Linked DNA regions of Homo sapiens: region 1 is linked to region 2. A link is a loop called in an ENCODE intact Hi-C map of the cell type or tissue named here. Cell type or tissue: HepG2. All regions are shown on one strand. Each heading gives the region's core, and the rest is flanking DNA. Links, peaks and the distances in the headings are about the cores only. Region 1 overlaps RORA (RAR related orphan receptor A). Region 2 overlaps RORA (RAR related orphan receptor A).

What was found. Hi-C counts contacts between places; a loop is a spot of excess contacts. Peaks named below come from ENCODE experiments on the same cell type or tissue, not always from the same donor. Only the 100,000 strongest peaks of a DNase experiment are listed, where the experiment ranks them.
Region 1: it touches region 2 in a loop (8-fold over the local background); 12 of 110 quality-filtered maps call a loop at or near these places.

The regions. Positions count from the first base shown.
Region 1 is chr15:60,667,348-60,677,507 of GRCh38, forward strand. The region is part of intron 2 of RORA (RAR related orphan receptor A); the gene reads right to left. Among named protein-coding and RNA genes, the nearest start is that of RORA-AS2, 9.1 kb to the right of the region's middle. In HepG2, for the core only: a CTCF peak has its summit at 5,236 (motif pointing right); no DNase peak of the experiment used is centred there; H3K27me3 peaks cover 2,198 bases.
Region 2 is chr15:60,911,661-60,921,820 of GRCh38, forward strand. The region is part of intron 1 of RORA (RAR related orphan receptor A); the gene reads right to left. Among named protein-coding and RNA genes, the nearest start is that of RORA-AS4, 150 kb to the left of the region's middle. RefSeq lists an enhancer at 5,176-5,285. In HepG2, for the core only: a CTCF peak has its summit at 5,435 (motif pointing left); a DNase peak (open chromatin) is centred at 5,421; H3K27me3 peaks cover 1,968 bases.

The sequences.
Region 1 (10,160 bases), core at 701-8,700, 240 kb before region 2:
GTTTGTTGTTTCCTGTGTTGCTTGTTGAGAATGCCTGGCCACTGAGAAACGAAATCGGAGGCAGATATTTCTGACAGCGAGCCTCCCTGCCGGGTGCTTTATCATTCTTTATGTTAAATACATCACCACATCTAAGCCCTTGCAAGCCGAGAAGTTAAGGTTATGGTGTGGACAATAAAAAACCGATTTTTCTCCTAATTGCCTACATGTATTAGAAGTTTTTGAATTTATACAGGCCATTGGTAGCAGAGAGTATAGTTCGTTTTTTGTTTCTTTTTGTTTTTGTTTTTGAGACAGGGTCTCACTCTGTCACCCAGGCTGGAGTGCAGTGGTGTGATCATAGCTTGCGGCAGCTTTAAACTCCTGGGCTCAAGCAATCTTTCCACCTCAGCATCCTGAGTAGCTGGGACTATAGGCATGCACCCCCATACCCAGCTAATTTTCTTTTTATTTTTTGGTGGAGATGGGGTTTTGCCACGTGCCCAGGCTGGTTTTGAACTCTGTGGCTCAAGTGCTCTACCTGCCTCAGCCTCCCAAAGTGCTGGGTTTACAGGCATGAGCCACTGCACCCAGCCCAAAGAGTATGATTCTATTTTTTTTTTTTAAATTTAATTCCTCTTCATGACAGTCTCTTGTGGCAGGAAAGTGGTTAGTTTATAGATAGAAGAAATCTAGGACCAAAGAGATGAAATAATTGGAAATCATTGTTTTGATAGAGTCAGGGGCAGAGTTTGTGACAGCATGACAGCAGCATTCCTTGGCTGCTGCTCTCAGGGGGAAGCCCTACAGCCTTGTTTCCACTGCAGACTTAACTGTCCTCACTCCACGTAGATCAGTTCGATTCCTGAGCCCGAATGACAAGTTGAACTACCAATAATGCCTTGCACAATGTTTGAAGCGACATAATCAGCCGGAGAGGGACTTGTGTCAGTTAGATTTTGTCTCCTTAAAAATCAAGAGCAAGAGTGGTAAGAGAGAAGTTTTTTAACAAGGAGGAAAACCCTAGACAGTTGTCTCTAAGGTTCTTCACCACAGCTTCAAGGACAACCAGGAAAAGAGCTGCTATTTGAGGCAACTTCATTATAAAATCATTTTTAATAAGCAATCTTAACAAAGAGAGGGAATACTCTTGTGGAGAAACCCTCCAGGGACCCAGAGGCTGCCCAGTTAAGTTATTAGGAAGTTTCACACAAGGGACCAAACAGCTATTTCATTGGCCTCGGGGGACAGAGTTTAGTTTTCACCTGTTCTCTAGAGGCACTGGTGTTATCCTGTCTACTAACAGCAGAGACTGGTAACAATCAATTATCCCGACGCCCCAACCTGGTGAGGGAAAGTGAATTTTCAGTTTTGTCGACACAAAAAGACATGGTGTAAGAGAAAGAGAGATAAATTAACTCAATATGATTCATTATACTGGAGACTAAGAACACGCAGCCAATGAAAATGCCTCATCAGGACCTTGGTATTCTTTAAGTAAAACGACAGAAACATATTCTAAGGAAATTAAGAAATATCCATAATGAGAAAAGGATGCTTAGTTGTCCTCTTACCATAATTGTCCAGCTACATGAGGGAAATAATTCTTTGTGCTGATGAAAAAGTAATAGTCACTGCAGTTGACTTTGCCTACCTAAGGAGTGAGCAAGGTTTGGAATTTGGGGTTTAAATTTTTATAAAGCTATTTGTAGCTGAGTTTAAAAGGGTTGGAAAGACAGAGGCTCCCAGGGTAGCAGAGTAGCCTGCAGCCAATTAGCAGCTCGAATGAAAGAAAGCAAGGAGAACCATTAGCCGCAAAATTCAAAGTGCTTATGTATTTTTCAAGTTTCACTGCACATTCCATGCCTCTGATTTTAATGAAATGGCAAGAACGGGTCTTACAATTAGACCTTAACACCGTGGAGTTAGAGAAAAAGTGAACATCCTTTTTCTTTAATAATCAGAAGAGCCTTCTCTTTTCGGACCAGATCTCTCCTTCCCAATAAGCGTTTTTTTGTTTGTTTGTTTGTTTGTTTGTTTGTTTGTTTTTTTAACGTAGTTGGTCACAGGAGCACACACAGAAGTAGTTCTAACTAAGGATAAAAATGTCACCTGGGTTCAGAGAAGGGACTGGAGCAGGGAACATCTGATTCACATAACCCTAACTAAATGACTGTGGCAGAAAAACATTGTTTATAGGTCACTGCTTTTTTTCACACACATTCTGTGGCTCCACATTGGTTATGAGAGAAAGCCAAAACCTGCTCTCTGTTCTTACTGGTCTCCCTTTTCCTTGTTAATACTCTACTCCAGTCAGACCGATCTACACAATCATCCCTGATCACACCTAATTCTTGCTACCCTTCCAGAGCAAGCTCAGCTCACCACACATGTTCCCAACTCATACAGCATTTAAACACATATTCTATTAGGTTGGTGCAAAAGTAATTGTGGTTTTTGCCATTGAAATGGCAAAATTTCATAGCCCTGCATTTTCCTGCAATTCTTTCATTACTGAAAGTTCCTCAAATGTGTGTGTCCTTTCTCCTAGATACAGACTAAACTATTAGACAGGGAGGAATATAAGTTAGATTACCTATACTGCAATGTGCCTTACACAATGTTAGGCACAGAGCAGGGGTTAAAAAATATCAAGCTAAGAAAATCTGCCTGGCTCCCTGCCCTATCTTTCCATAGGTATGAACTGCAGTCTACTTTCCAGCCTCTGTTCCTCAGACCCCGATATTACAGGTGTCTGGATTGCCTAGCATATAATTTCCTTCCCCTTTCCTCTAAGAAGAAAATGTAAAATAAAAGATTTATAGATTAAGGCCTTTCCACTGAATCCAAACCTTAATCTAGTATATCCTACCTCTTTTTTTTTTTTCTTTTTTTTTTTTTGAGATGGAGTCCCACTACATTGCCCAGGTTGGGGTGCAGTGCTGTGATCTCAGCTTACTGCCGCTTCGGCATCCCAGGTTCAAGCGATTATCCTGCCTCAGCCTCCCTAGTAGCTGGGATTACAGGTGCACAGTACCACACTCAGCTACTTTTTGTATTTTTAGTTAAGATGGGGTTTCACCATGTTGGCCAGGCTAGTCTCAAACTCTTGACCTTCAGTGATCCGCCCGTCTCGGCCTCCCAAAGTGCTGGGATTACAAGCGTGAGCCACCATGCCCGGCCACTCCTCAATATGCCTTCTAATCAGTATCCTTGGCTATTAACTATTTAAGACAGTAGGAGCTGGAGTTGATGCCTAGGAGACATACAAAATCAAGAAGGGAAAGAGCTATCACTCCTACATAGAAAAACATGTTTTCCCAGAAGTGGAAGTGGATTGGGTGGAGAACATTCCATTGCAAGGGATTTTGGCAGTCAAAGGAAAATATTTAATTGAATAGCTTAAAAATCTTCATCCTTATAATGTATAGATGTGGATGTCAATTATAATCCAAAGGGCCATGTGACTACAAATGCACTAACTTCCTGGCCACAGAATTGATAAAGAAATCAGTGTAAAAAATTTAGTGTCATCACTGAAAGTGAATGTAGAGTGATCACTCTCTTCTTGTTTTAAACACATTGGCATCTCTGTTTCTTCTACGTTTTTATTCCTCTGCGTACAGATTGCAATAAAAAGAGAAGCTGATATAAGTGTAAATCCAGTCCTAAGTTCAGATATGCTTAAACATCCTCAAAATCTAGATGTTAATTTTCTTATATCTCCTATATATCCCATTGATATATATATATATATATATATATATATATCTGTTTCCTGAGCGTTCTGTTAGCTTCCAGGGTTTTTTTGGGTTTGGATAGGTTTCAAAGAAACCACTGTGTCCGGAATCATAGTACTGCTTTGTGGCAATGAAAGTTATAAATGAATTACTAAGTTGGTCTAACAAAAAAGTATAAATTTATTATAAATGTCATTAATGTCCGTTAAAGGCTTTGTTTCAGAGGAAGATGGGTTTGTGCTGTACGAAATATATGTCATTACTGGTGTGGGGTACATAGCTGTCCTAGAAGCAGAAGTAACCACTTTGAACAATTGTTTTATTATGGAATCAGTTGTGTTGTATGACATTAAGTAGACATCAGTTCTTTGATGAACTAAGTTAAATTGTTAAAAAGATAAGTAATGGTCATTTAAAGTAAGAAGGTTGGCTAGGCGCAGTGGCTCACGCCTGTAATCCCAGCACTTTGGGAGGCTGAGGCAGGAGGATCTCTTGAGCTAAAGAGTTCAGAGACCAGCCTGGGCAACATAGCAAGACTCTGTCTCTCTCTTTTTTTTCTTTTTGAGACAGACTCTCACTCCATCACCCAGGCTGGAGTGCAGTGGCGTGATCTCGGCTCACTGCAACCTCTGCCTCCCGGGTTCAAGTGATTCTCATGCCTCAGCCTCCCAAGTAGCTGAGATTACAGGCGTGTGCCACCACTCCTGACTAATTTTTGTATTTTTAGTAGCGATGGAGTTTCACCATGTTGGCCAGGCTGGTCTCAAACTCCTGACCTCAGGTGATCTGCCTGCCTCGGCCTCCCAAAGTGCTGGGATTACAGGGGTGAGCCACCAAGCCCAGCCAGCAAGACCCTGTCTCTACAAAAAACTAAAAATAAAAAACAAATTAGCTGAGCAAGTCCCAGCTACTTGGGAAGCTGAGGCAGGAGGATCTCCTGAGACCAAGAGGTTGAGGCTGCAGTGAGCCACGCGCATGCCACTACACTCCCGCTTGGCCAACAGAGCGAGTCCCCTTCTAAAAAAAATAATAAAGTAAGAACGCTGTACAGTTTCCAGTAGACTACTTTGTTTAAATACTTTTTTTCACATAGTGGGAATAACATTCCCCTTTCTTACAATCAGTTTGTTCTTCAAGCTTAGAAGCCTATGGAGGTAGCATAGTTGTAAGGTAAAAGGAAACCTTGGTCAATTGTAAGAATGACTATGTTGCACTTGGCTTTCTTCCTATACTTTAGAGTGGAAGAACCACTCTGAAAAATGAAGCTCTTCATTTTAAAAGCATTTAAACTGGGGATTGCCTTTACATCCTGGCTCCACCACATACTAGCTAGTTGTAGGACCCTGGACCTCGGTTTTCATCTGTAAAGTGGGGATAGTAGCAACACCTACCTCACAAAGTTGCAGTAAAGATAAATAAATGAACACTTAGAAAGTGCTTAGAGAAGTGCCTAGCACTCAGTGCCCCACAAGTATTAGTTAATGTTGATACTGGAGATAACGGTGTGGCTCTTATGTGTGCACAAGGGGGCAATCTACTCTGTTTTGACTCCAGGCTTTGCCCAGCTGGGTGAGCTAACGAGGTTTTTCACTTCTCTAAGCTACTTGTCTCTCATGTACATTTTCTTATTTAAAATGCGGGTGCAAGCAGTACAAAGCTCCTAAAGCTGATGAGCAGATTAAATGAAATAATGCACGTAAAGCATTAAACACAATGCTTCGAATATTCAGATTGCTTGGTAGGTGGTGTTCCTGCTATTGCTGCTGCTGCTACTACAAGTAATGGTACTACTGCTATTACTTCTGCCATTATTACTGTCAATATGAAACTAAGCATATTGCAAACTTATGTCATAGACATCTAGCGCTTTTTAAAAAATCAATCTAATCATGTCTAACTAAGCATTTATCAAGTATGTAATAAGTCTATCAAGTCCACACCAATCCCTCGTAGGCTAGGCATGTTTGTTTTCTCCCTGGTAGTGATTATGGATTTTAAAGAGCCAATCACCATCTCAACACACCCTTTGGAACGTATGTTATGAAGTGGGAATACAAATACTTTTTGTCCAAATGCAATTCATGAACCTCAAGTCTACTAACTGGGCAAACTTGAATCAACTGGATGTTGGGATGGAAATGCTCAGGTAACTATTCAGTTTTTCTATGGAGTTCACAGGTCCTCGCCATGAACTGTGGGCTTTAAGACTATGCAAATCTTCTACTTTGGAAGAACTGACTGGCAGGGCCAAGTGCAATCCATTTATTTTTAATATGATGAGACAGAGAAATCCTGTTAAGCTTAGGAGGGCTTGGCTGTAGCTGAGCAGGCTGACTCTAAACAAGGCAAACGCTTCCAGACAGTACAGAGGGATTTTTACTTTCTCAGACTGGCTGATTTGAAGAAACTAAATAGATGTTACTCTGTAAGAATGGGTGGAGATGAGCAGCGGGGATAGGTTTTAGCACCCAGGGTTAAATTTTTGCCTTTTGCTTTATTGCTATTTTATGCTTGGATCACAATATGAGAATCCTCGATGTTTTCTCTAGTTTTCTTTTCCTCTCCCATACTTCCAGCTTAGTTTGTTTTCCAGTTATGAGCGACTTATGGAACTGGTACACCTGGCATTTGTGTTTTCAGATTGTTTTATGTGATTATGCACTTCTATCCCACCCTATCCCCTATCTTGTCTCCCTCTAGTCTTTACTTACAACTAGTCTGTAAACGCCTGGAAGGTAAAAAGCCTATCAGCGCAGAGTAGGTCCTCAATGAATAGTTGTCCCTTAATTAGCCCTTAAGAGGCCAGCACCTGTATTTTAGTCATGACCCACTGCCAACAAGCTTGCTGTCTGAGATAGCTGGTAGCCTTGGTAAGCTAAGCAATGAATCTTCCAGTTACTTTGTGAGTACTAGGTTATCCCTTTTCCTGACTATTTGTCAATGGGCAGACAGGATCTGGATGAAGGCCTACTAAAAGAACTTCAGCGTGGCTTCTTCTCACATCTGTCCTAATGGAACACCCTGCCAGCAACAGAAATTATAACTGCCGTGAGTCACTGTGAGTCACATGGGTTGCCACGGAAACCTACTAACTATATCACCAAAGCACCTTCCATTAGCTTTGCCAAGAATGGTTCCTGAGTTTTCCTGGACTGTGAAAACAATGTGGGTGAGCCCCAAGTTTGGGGTTGCTAAGAGTCTACAATAAAAAAGTATGGCCTCAAGGATAGGAAAAAAAATGAGAAAATAAGGTTATTCTAGTTTTTGGATCTCCTGAGTAAATGGCAACAATTGTGACAACTTGTTGGGTTCATTTTGTGATATCAATGAATGCCTATGGAGAGGAGGTTGAGGCCTCAAAACTAATTTTCTCTAAGTCAAATTCAAAGCCAAGTCTCTGGGGTGAAAAGTGAATACATTAACCTATTCCATTTTAAATGATTGCAATAAACACTTTTTAAAATGGATGCAAAAGATTAGTTCTCAAAGAAATATTTTGATTTGTGCTAAAATATTTTACTATTGAGAACTAAATCTTTTTATAAATAACACAGTGCTTTAATTTTATATTGTAGGTATTAGCCTGCTACAATCAAACATTTGAAAATGTACTAGATTACCTTTTAATGGCTATTCACGTTAACTGAAAATATTTCCGAAGATTCAGAGGCGTATCTTGTTTGGGTTTTTATTGGGGAAAATTAACAACTCAAGTTGGGAGTAAACTGACACATTTTCCTGACTGCTTCCACTGAGTAACCTGCACCTTTCAGAAGCCTGTATCTGTCCCTCAGTGTGGGAGAAAGCAGGCAGGGCAGGCTAGGACAAGAGGTACAAGGACTGTAAACAAGGATGAGAACAGAAGGAAGCAGCAATGGTCTGATGCCTCTGGAAACGGTTCAGGGGCCTACCAGATATCTTTTGGGTCTGTGTTGTGGTGGCTGTCTGATATATGTCCTCTGAGGTTAGGACTCCATGATGCTAAACTTTCCAGTAGCTGGAAAGAGCTAGGATGATTTGTTGCATCTTTTCACCTCCATATTTATCCTCTTGTAACGTTGTAGCAAATGCAGAACTATCCAAGAAGAATTAGACTAAGAATTCAGGAGTGAATGACTCGTTGTCCTTGGCAAATAATAAAAACCAACACAGCAGCTGATTCCGAAAATGATACTTATCTGCATGGTGGCTATTTCAGCAGGAAAGAGACCAGAACAAACTTGTGAAACACCAAAGCAAAGCAATCTTGAAGGGGTCCAACCAAATACATGTGCTATATAATCCCCAGGAAAATTAAATTGCAATTCCACACCACAGTGTAAAATTGATCTAATATTAAAAACTCTCTTTTATGTTTGCACACCAAAAACCAACAGCAACATTTCCTATCAACAATTGAAGAACATCACAAATATAAGAATTCCTTGAACAATTTGGGCACGAGAAACACTAGAAATTCCAAAGCTTGTCTTCTCCCACTGGCCAACTAAACAGAAAACAAACACTTAAGGTACCCTTCTCAGAAGCTTAGGAGAAACTGAGTTCTCCAAAGACTATGTCCATGGGCTCCTCTGAAGCTTAACAGTCAAATTTCCCTTCATGGGAATTTCTGCCTCAAGTCACCCAAAACATTTATTTTTTTTAAAAGAAACAATACCTGTGCTTTCCAGATAACAAGGTGGACTAAAATACTATCTGGTGTCACAACTATTCAGGCTCATTTTGCAGTATGTGCACCTCTGTCTTGTGTACCTGTGAGCTGACACTCTGGTCTGATAATATATTCTGCAGCTGTACATATTAATTTGTAAGTTGAACAATCTCTCCGTGAGGGCAGTTAGGAAACCAAGATTGAAATTGCTAATGTCGGGTGACTTCAGCTGTCGATGATTATGTAGTCAAGTCTTGACTAAGGTTTCCAGAACCCTGGCTAAAAATGGAAGTTTTGAGACGGTACAAAAATGAATTCATACACTTCACTGATAGTGAAACTTTTTGAAGAACAGATGTCAAGATGATTTAAGAGGAGCTGGAATTTAACATCTTAAAAAAAAACGTATAGGCAAGTTAGGACAGTTCAGTTTTCAAGAAAAATCCAACAAATGCTAAAGAAGAAGTAATTTGGGTGACTGTTATTAGAGAAAAAACTGACTGATTGTCTTTCTCCTCACAAGCTGTGGGCCCTGTGGAGATGCTAAGATCAGAAATACGATGGGCTGTCTGCTGAGCTGGGTGACAAAAACAATCTCCATGTTCAAGTGGCATGGAGGACTTCCACTAACATGTAACTTGGACAATTCAATTTCTCCTTGGCATATGTAAAGTTTTGTGTCAACTGTGTTTTCAGGTGCTATTCTTTCCAATTTTGTCATTCGGCCATTTTTTATTCTGGGCCCTCTCCCCCAATCATGAAAGTAAACATCAACCAAAACAATATCATTTCTGATCCAAATCTTTCTGTCCATTATATAAAAGGAGCTTTAAGTCTTTCTACATTGACTTCAAGCTTAATGCCTAAGAATTTTCTTGCTGATTTTCACAGTTAGAAAGGCACTCAAAGTCCACCCTGTGTGGCTATATCTTGATTTTGCATTAAAGCCAGTATAGCTGATGAAATTCTTTAAGCCTTTGTGGAAAGACCCACCTGGTTCAAGTGTCTGTTTTTAGAACACCAATTTTTCCTCTCTAGCCACCACTCTCATGCTGTCATCTAAGTCCCTCCATGAATTTAAACTCAACCACAGGTTATTGTTTCTGCAATAGCCCAAGAAAATTATTCTCAGGGATGACAGTTCCTCGAATGTCTCTCTTTATATGGACTGTCTGTATACTAGGTAACATCTAGATTTCTGTCTATGTTATCTTATTAGTTGGGATGTACTCTTCATGTCCAGTGGAGCTGAAGTAGTGGTTTTGTTCACTTATCTAAGAGCCAAGTCATAATGCAAACAGTCAGTAGCTTTCTGTACATTGCCAGGTGGCCAGGAGTCCATACCCCAAACCACCATAAACAGTAGGCACAATCATCAGCCCCTGTTGGGGAGAGGCCCAGGACTGAGCTAGCAGAAAGACTGAATTACTTACCACCTCTAGAGTGGGTCCCTCCGGGCCAGGGACGAGCTCATGGGCAAGGCTGTGCAAGGAAGCGCTCTGTACCATGCCTGCCCTGCGGATATACAGAGGACTTCAGTCTCCTGCACTGTCAATCTCTCAGTCATCATGAGCTCAATTATGCACCGACAACAGCAAGAACAAGAACAACAACAACGACAAAACAACCCCCAAAAAGCTAAGGGTCACAGACTACCCTGATGGAGGGACAGCCAACTGGAACTGTGCATTGAGAGATGGAGGTGCCATCCGGATCATGTGTCTAGTACGGGCCTGACCTTTTCATTGTTCCTCAAGCAAACATTCCATTGAAGGCCATGAGAGAGCCAC
Region 2 (10,160 bases), core at 1,082-9,081:
AAGAAGGGCTAAAAGAGAAAAGTGTCAGGTAACGGATTTTTGATTTTTTTTTTTTTTTTGAAACAGTCTCGCACTGTCCCCCAGGCTGGAGTGCAATGGTGCAATTTCGGTTCACTGCAATTGCCAACTTCTGTGTCCAAGTGATTCTCGTGCCTCAGCCTCCCAAATAGCTGGGATTACAGACGTGCACCTGGCTAAGTTTTTTTTTTTTTGTATTTTTACAAAATACAAAAAAGACAGGGTTTTGCCATGTTGGCCAGGCTGATCTCGAACTCCTGACCTCAAGTGATCTGCCCCCATTGGCCTCCCAAAGTGCTGGGATTACAGACATTAGCCACCACAACCTGCCCAGTAACTGATTTGAGGGAAGGTCACAGAGGTGGAGAAAGGGCACAACAGGCATATTAGAAACTCCTCAGTTTGTCCAATATTTTGCTTAAGGCAATGCCTGTTAAACTCTCTGAACCAGACCAGGTGCAGTGGCTCACGCCTATAATCCCAGTACTTTGGGCGACCCATGTGGGAGGATTGCTTGAGGCCAGGAGTTTCAGACCAGTCTGGGCAACATGGCAAAACCCTGCCTCTACAAAAAAAGAAAGAAAGAGAAAAAAATAGCCAGATGTGGGGGGGCTGCATCTGTCGTTCTAGCTACTTGGGAGGCTGAGATGACAGGATCGCTTGAGCCCACGAGTTCAAGGCTACAGTGAGCTATGATTGCACCACTCTATTCCATCCAGCCTGGGCAATAGAGGGAGACCATGCCTCAAAAAAACAAAACAAAACAAAACAAAAAAACAAAAAAATCACCACCTCGCCGGGCATGGTGGCTCACACCTGCAATCCCAGCACTTTGGGAGGCCGAGGCATGTGGATCACGAGATCAGGAGATCGACACCATCTTGGCTAACATGGCGAAACCCCATCTCTACTAAAAATACAAAAAATTAGCCAGGCATGGTGGCAGGCGCCTGTAGTCCCAGCTCCTCAGGAGGCTGAGGCAGGAGAATGGCAGGAACCCGGGCGGCGGAGCTTGCAGTGAGCCAAGATCGTGCCACTGCACTCCAGCCTGGGTGACAGAGCAAGACTCCATCTCAAAACAAACAAACAAACAAACAAAACAAAACAAAACACAACAAAAAAAATCACCACCTCTAGGTGCTAGAGAAACAGTGTTTGGGGAATCCATTAACAGGTGTGATTTAAAAATTTTTTACAACTGCTTTACTGAGGCATAGTTTATATACCACAAAATCCACACATTATAAGCATCCAATTTAATGATATTTAATGATTTTTAGTAAATGTATAGAGTAGTACAACCATTACCATAATTTAGTTTTAGAAACAAGTTCAATTTGAAAAAAATAGTGCTTTGAAAAGGTATCACTGCTTGCCCATTATAGCACTATAGGGTTTATTCTTACTGATAATCTGCCTAAAGTAGGCTCCACAAAACACTGGGTAAGGGCAGCCACGCTTTGGAGGACTTCCTCTTTCCCTGGCTTCTGAGTGATTATGTGCTGGGATTCAGGAGTGAGCTCAGAGCTCACCACCTCGTGCTCAGGCTCAGGGAGGGGCCCTTGGTGTGGACATGGAAATCCCTGCCATGTCCATAGCCTCTATGCTCACCACCTGGAAAGTTACAGAGAGCTCCCAGTTACACCTCTGGTTTCTAGAGCCAGTAGAGCAAGCCTGTGATCAGCCCCTCCACCCCAGCCTCCTACAGCCACCTCTCCCAGGAAAGCCTAGAGGAAATTGGCCAACGTCTTGGTATTCCATTCTGGTTGCCAAGTGCCCTTATTGTTTTTGCATTTCTAAGAGACTGTCAGTACAACTTCCCCCGTGACTGCCACGTGACAGGCTGTGCTGTCCTTTATCTCAGGGCACCAAATGACTTACTTCATTCCAGGTCTTTCTGTTTCACTGTGAGTCAGGTGGAAAACAGAAAGGTGGCCCTATTTTAAGGGAAATGTTAAAACAAAGACAATGCTGTGCTTTGCTGGCATTTGTTAGCAGCAGACACGGTTAAAGAATGGCTATGGGCAAATATTTGGATGACTATAGAATCTGCTTAAATACTATGGATTTACTGTATAGGGTGTCAAAGTAACAACTGTAGAGTTAGAGTCTATTAAAGGGGGTCTCAACAAAAAATATTTATGCCCTTATATGCATGCTGCTTTGTCTTTTGAAAATTATCTTTCCTGTTTTTTCCATCTCATAGTTCCCTCCAAACAATTGACCACTCCTTTTGCCATGTCACTGCTTCCTATGGAACTCAGTCCGGTGGATTAAGTGTTTCTGTTAATGTCTGTCTCCCTTTCACACTGACTTTTGTATGAAAGGGACCGTGCCTCTTCACCTCTGTAACTCTAGTGTATACCATGGTGTCTGGCAATAGATGATCTGCACTCCATTGACTGGGAAGAGGCTGTGAAAACAAAGACGGGTGCACGTTCAGAGCAAATATTTCCTGCTTTGGCTGTGCTAATTTGCTGTACTTTACACAGTCAGGGAATGATGTGTGATCATTTGTTGAATTAAGAAATTGTTTTGGACTCAAGAAGCACCAAATGTAAACTGCAATGTCAGACTGCGAGAGAAAGGGTGGGAGGCTTTGGGGAAAGGGCTTTCCCAAAGTGCTTGCCCATGGGGAGGTGAGGGGGAATGCAGGCTCCTAGCCACAGAGAATGAATTCATTAAGTCCACCACCATGCTTTGTGAGAACCAGGCAGCCACTCCTCCTTACATACAACCCCAGTCAGATCTATAGCCATGACAAGAAATACAAAGGTGTGCTTTCTATTTGTGGTTTATGGAATTGCCTTCGGGATTTGACTTTTATCTACCATGTCCACTGTTCTGCCTCCAAGACCTATCACAGTACTTGGCACACAGAACGCAGTAAATATTTGTGATGCAAATGAATATTTCATAGTCCAGCTGGCTTCTTTCCCATGTTTTTTTTCTTTAACTGTGCACTAAAACCACAGTGTCCCGGAATAAATTTTCTATTGAACATCTCACTTGACTGGGAAGTAATCTGTGAATGTGATAAAGAAATGGAGAGCAAATCCTTGGAAACCAAGGCTTGGGAGTTCCATCATTTAGGAAACAAAAGCAGTCAAGACTAAAAATCTCAGACATCGTAAAGTGATTACTCACCTTCTGAAAGACCCCAGAAATATCAGAGGACACCGGGGGTCAGTGGGCCATCCAGGAAGAAGCTTTGGTGAAGGGGAGGGCACTAATGTTTCTTTGGCACTTATTGGGTATTGGGCCAAATGCTTCCACCTTTCATTTCGGTACTCACAAGAAATCCTACCAGATGGTCATGGTGATCATGCCTTTCCGAATGAGGAGGGGAGATCAGAGAGACTATCTATCATACCCAAGATTGCCCAGCTAGAAAGTAGCCACACCAGAACTTGAACACTAGCCTATCTAATTCTAAAAACTCAGCTTTTTCCAGCCCAATATGTTCCTCTGGATTTTAAGTCCCAGGAGGGCAGAAACAAGGCTATGGGCAGTTATCTCTGTAGCCTGCTCTCCCCAGCATGGGCCAGAAGAAGCATCAAGACATGCTTTCTGAGCTGCATTTCAGATCATGAGCATTGGGACTTCTTTCCCCAATAAGTGGTCTGACTGAATCCTGGCCACTGCCTCCACAGGCACTCACCTACAGAGTGCTGGCCCTGGAGGAAGTTCTCAGGCAGCACTGATTCCACTGGGGGGGCACAGGCCCCAGTGCAGAGGAGGGGCTCATTCTTAGGCACATCACTTCTCCTCTCTGGACCTCAGTTACTCATCTAAATTGACATGATTTGCCAGATTGTTTCTCGGCATTGTCAAAGTTTCCATGGTGGCGCGAATACTCTATTTCTGCACAGTACAGTACGTTCACCACTAGCCACATATGCCTACTGAGTACTTGAAATGCGGTATGACTTAAGAACTGAATTCTTAATTTTATATCATTTTAATTAATTTAGATTTACATTTAAATAGCCACATGTGGCTATTGGCTCCATTATTGGGCAGTGAAATGAGGAAGCTTCGGCTTGAAGAAGTGGAAGAGGAAGCAGCATAAGATCAGAATTCTAGCTCGCTCGAATGTGGGTTCAAATCCCAACAGGCTGTGGGGCCAAGAACAACATATTTACACTCTTCAAGTCTCAGTTTCTTCTTCTATAAAATGGAGATAATAATGGCTTCCGCATGAATTTGCTGGGAAGATTAAATGAGATAAAGCACTTAGCACATTGCGCTTCACATAATAAGGGCTCCTACAGGAAGGCTATTAGAAAAAGTTCATAAAACAGCAGAGACATGGGGGTGTTTCTTTCCCTGATTAACCCATTATTTCACTCACCAACATGTCACATCTCAAATTGACTGGAAGGAAAGAAAGGTTTAAAATCCACTGGGTGGGGCACTGGAGGGGGAGGTGAGGAGTGATGGAGACAAGGCAGTTCTGCCGACTTTACACTTTTCCCAGGGCTGTTCCTGTATGTGTCGTTTGACTGATTGGGTCAAATTACACAAGATCTAGCTAGATATTCAGATTCCCTCCAATGCGTCTGTGTTGTGTAATCCTCCCTGCCTTGTAAAGGAACAGATCTGATTGGCCAGGGATTGCACAGGTGGCAACTTCACTGAGATTCACAATGCATTGGAAACAAGGGAAGAGACCCTGGTATTCTATGACAAACGTGCAGACAGTCTAAAACATCAGGACAACATTTTCTATGTGATTTAGCTGGTATTTCTGAGCTGGAATAATTAAACAGAGATCTATCCACTTGACTAAAAGAGGAAGCAGTCGATGAGGAAGTCAGTCCCTAGCTCCCTTTGCCCCGAAATATGCCAATTCTGAATATTTCGCATCAGCTTCCTCTTAATAAATAGCTTACCACTCATCCATCCCTCGAAAATATCATTAGAATTGCCTGGATATATATATATTTTTAAATACCAATGCCCAGGCCACATCACATTCAATTAAATCAGAAAAGGTGATAGGTGAGTATGACACTCAGGCATCAGGCATCAGTATTTTTTAAAGCCCCTCTTGACCCCCAGGTGATTCTGACATGCAGCTAAGTTTAAGGTCAAGTGTTAGAGATCAGGGTAGAAACTCAGGAGTTAACTGCACGGTGAGCCCTGATCTGTATCACACACTCAGGGCCTAATCAGAACATGCTGATGTTTCGCTTAGCATACATTGCTTATTGCAACTAGAATATTTCTCAACCAACATCCTTCTTAATAAAGTCTAATTTGGGCCAGTTCTACACTGTTAGTGTTGACAGGGAAATTCCCCATCGCACTGGTGATGGGAGGGGGTGGTGCTTTCAAATCAAGCCTTGAAGAAGTATCCGGCTTCCAGAGCCCAAAACCCTCAACAGAGGAGCTGCTTCAACAACTTCTGCATACTGCCACCTGGTGGGGCCTGGACCCAACTTCATCACAGCTCTTCAGCCTTGGGCACCTACCCGCCTCCCCAAACAGATGTAATTTAGGAAAATGTCATGCATTTTCAATCCAATTTACTGGTGCCTTCCACATTGATCAGACTTCCTTCTCCTTTTTCCTCCCATCTGGTTAATATAATTATTGCTTTTACGTGGCAAAGCCATTTTATGTAATAGCTTTGTTTGTTACTATGGTTACAAGTTTAGTAGCCCTTTGGAATATAAATCTATCATCCCTGAAAGTAGCTTTCTGTGTGTCAAGGTGCAGCCCTTATGTAAGGAGAGTAACAGCGTTAGTTTTCTGTCGTAAGGAAAGTGGCCTTTCTTGGTCTTATTTTTGAAAGTTCTACGAGCCTAGCCTAGACACTCCCGGGAAACTGCTGGGTGCTGTCCCACTTTTTCCCTCTGGAATTTTCCTAACTGACGAGGCATCCACGAGCAGCTCTATCTGGGAGAAAGTAGGGAAACGTCGGCCGAGGGGCAGCTGTGTTTGCTGGGCCAGAGCCCTCGCATTGCATAACTGGTGTTTTTCCTGGTCAGTGTACTCTTGGCTGATTTATTTACCAGTTAAAGGCAAGGGCTGAGAATATAATCTCTCAGGAGTTAAGTTTCTTTGCGTGTAATCCCTTTCCCTCACGCATCTGAAGCATCGGCCCTTATTTCCTGATGGAAGTGGAGTTATAATCTCCCTTTGGAAAGTGGTAAGAGTTCAGTGCTGGGTTCAATCTGCCACCCTCAAGTGACAAAGCGTGACAGCGTCTCTGCTATAGTGCTTCACACCCAACTGAATCAGACGCAGCCCTCTGAGCACAAAAGTGGGATGGCCTGTGAAGCTGGGCTTTCTTCCCATTCTCAGCCAGTAACAGCAAACCTTGGAGAGTTTATACCATGTGTCCCTGTACGTAACCTCATCTAATCCTTTCGACAACCCCAGGAGGTATGCATTGCCATCAAGTTGGCATCACTCCCATTTTACAGAGAAGGAATTTGAGGCTCAGAAGGATTAAGCACCATCCCCAAGTCATATAACTAGTGTGTGGGACTTAATGTCTTTGGAAAGTCCTGGTTGCTAACTTAACAGAGCCTCACTTTCCAGATTCAAGGAACCATGAGAAAACAAAGAGCAGGCAGTATCAATGCCTTCACTAAAGCCTTGATTAAGCCAAACTGAACAAACATCAACAATCTTCTTCCCTCTTCAGGAGAAAGTTACTGGTTTGGTAGGCCATTAGTGAATTTCCAGTGGCTACTAATTAACTAACCATGTCATTCATGTTTATTATCACAGAGCAGGTACGTATTTATTTACACCACTCACACGGCAGGATAATTTGCAGTTATATAATTTCATGGTAATTACGATTGGAATTGCCATGTAGAAACTGGGCACTTTGGAGATGCATGATTACCAACAACTAGCTACCTTGGAATTACCCATTAATGACATGATTAGTTGTGGCTTTGTAAGAAAATGTTGTTATGAAAGGGACTTTATCTTTTCATTCCCAATTGACAGAAAAGCAGGAACCTTGGAGATATCAGAAATATTTTTTTTCTTCTTCTGGCAGGTGAAGAATGTAGTTGTGCAGGTTTGTCCTGTTTCTGGGCATGTCTGGGGTGCCTTGGTGACAGGGAGGGAGCAGAAAGAGATGTGTGAGCTTGAGCAAAGGGTGCAGGCCCTGAGCTGTACCAGGCTAGTCTTCAGGTCTGTTGAGCCAGGGTACAGCCAGGAATTACCAACTTGTTAGGCAGAGAGTAAGGAAGCTCAGAAAGCCCGTGCTTGAGCTAAGGGGTACGAAACCCAGGAGACTGAATGACTGCCTGTCCTCTGCTCTGTGGGGACCAAGAGAATATAAGGAAGGCAGAAGCAGAGGAGGTGGTAGGTTCCATCTACTTATGATGCTACGAAAAGACATGCGGCTTATATAATATGCACTAGGCATGAACCACCCTGCCCCCAAATACAAAACTGGTCTCCAGACTGTATTTCTTGGCAACAGTGGCCTCCTTGGCTTTTCCTCCACATCCCCTTGAGTTGACTATCCTCTGAGGTTGCTCTTGCTATTGATTCTCACTGGATATCACTGGGCATGGGGAGGAGAAACCCACACAACGGGGTGCCTGGCATATGAAGAATAAGAGAAACTTTAGCTCTTAGAACTGCAGGAGACCCCTCGTTTAATAGAGGAGAAGCCCAGGGCCCAGCAGGGGTGAAGGAAGGTATGGTCCAATGTCACAAAGCAGATAAATGGCAGAGCCAGGCCTGGAGCCCACACAGGCCACCTCCGAGTGATTTTCCATAATGCAATTCCTTCATGAGGGAGGAGTTGTTGATGCCTCAAAATTGAGACTAGGCTACTATAGATAATACCTATATAGGGAGTGCCTCTGCATCCATTATAGAGGCTACTCTGGGATATTTAAATACATATTTTTTACCTGATTACGGCACCTATACAAAGACTCCTGTATCACATTCCTTTCACTGGTCAAGAGCAGGCAGACATTTGCACCTCCTGACCTGCAATGCCCCCCTACTAATAGATAATGAGAAATCTGAAGTCCACACTGATTCCCTTTTCCTCTAGCTGCTAGGAAGCTGAAAAATCCATCTTTTCCTTAGGTAGGAGTTTTCATTACGGTTTTCTTTTCCTCTCTTTTGCCTGATATCTGCTTTTGTTTTATATATTGTTTTGATCTTTTTGTACCTATGTTTTTAGTATAAAATTTCTGGATGCAGGTAGGGCTGTCAACTAATCAATAACAAATAAACAAATAATAATCTTCATGCTTGGTGTTCAACCATGCAGGAAATAAAATCTTATAGAACGTACAGAAGAGCCAGGAAGGATCACACACTCCACTGTGCTAACTGCATACGAAGGAGAAGGGGAAGAAGGCTCAGTTTTAGTGGAAAGGAATAGGAAAGAGAAGAGGCCTCTTCCTTTATCAGCTCCCTCACAGCTTCAGCAGCACTATCTCACCCCACTAACCAAACATCCAAAGGACTTGGAGGCAGAAAAGAAAGCTTCCGGAGACCTTGGAATTATGTATGCATCTATCTATGTATCTATCTATATATCTAAGTATCTATGTTTCTATCTACGAATCAGCCATTTTATCTTCCACCTCTATCATCTAAGTTAACCTTTCTCTAATATTTCTCTAAGGCTAATCTCATCATCTTTGTCTTAAAGAAGCAGACTCAGAATTAAGTAATGTTTTCAACGTCAAAGAATAAGTAGATCTGGGATTTGAACCTATGCCCATTTGTATGTGAAGCCCACATTTTTTCCTATCATATCACCCACATCCTCAGACCATGGCTGTCACCTGGAACTGTCAGTAGGCCACCCATTTTAGGTCTCTCTTAGGCCTAAAGTCACCAAGCTTTACCAGTACCCAAACTGGGTGCTAGGAACAACAGGCTGGGCACTAAGATATGACAGATGTGGATTACCACATACCCCAGGGAGAAGCCTACATACCATGGGTTCATAGTTAACAGCGAGCTATTACAATAGATATTGTTCATCCTCAAAGATGAAACTGTGATGAGACCATTGCTATAATATTGACAAATCTTCAGGTACACCAAATGTGAAGATGAATTTTATTGAAATCTTCATAACATTTTTCCATTTGCTGATAGTTTAAACAATTATGTTCATGTTTCTCTCTGTGAGATGACTTTTGGTGTCCTGAAATGACATGCTATTGTGTAAAACTACAGATGCAGGACACCTCAGTGGAGTTCTTTTCTTGCATTAAACTCACTTCAAGGAAGATTTATGAAGCCTTGAAGGTCTGGATTGGGCCTTGGGGCTCATGATCAACCCAGGACCAGAATATCAAGGCCTAAATTGCAGTCTTGGTTCTACCTCATAGCCTCCTAAGACCCTGTGTTATTCTCCAGTCTTATAGAACTAATCACATAAAGTGGTTAATTTCTTAACCTATTTGTAGAGACAAATGGGTGATAGAAAGAAAACTGGAGCTCCTGGTTCACATATGCCTACCCCATGCCCCTGCAATTCCACTGCCAGGATATATCCAACAGAAATCCATACTTATATCCACCTGAGGACATGTATAAGAATATTCACAGAGCCACTATTCATAAAAACCCCAAAATGGAAATACCACTAATTCCATCCCTAACAGAATGGATCAATCATGGCACATTTCTACCGTGGAACACTACATAGCAATGAAAAGGAAAGACCCATTGCAGGCATCAACATGGACAAATTCTATGCACAGAATGTTAGGCAGAAGAAGCCGTCCATAAAAGAGTACATAGCACATGATTCAATTTAAATGAGGTTCAAAATATATGCAAAAGTCATCTAAGGTGCTAGAAGTCAAGACAGTGGTTACCTCTGAGGAAGGGTAGTGACTGGCAAGGTCATGAGGTGGTTTTGGAGATGCTGATCCTATTCCATTTCTTTATGTGGGTATAGGCGATGTGTTCACCTACAAATTCATTGAGCTGCACAAATATGATCTGTGCACATTTCTTTGTATGTGTTATGCTCCAATACAATTAAAGAAAAAACAGGGTTCAATTCCCATCTCTGCCACTCACCATGTGGCTTTTGGAATTCACTTTACCTTTACGCTACATCTTCCTCATCTGCGAAACCAGCATAATACAGTTCACTAACAGGGCTGCTGTGAGGATCT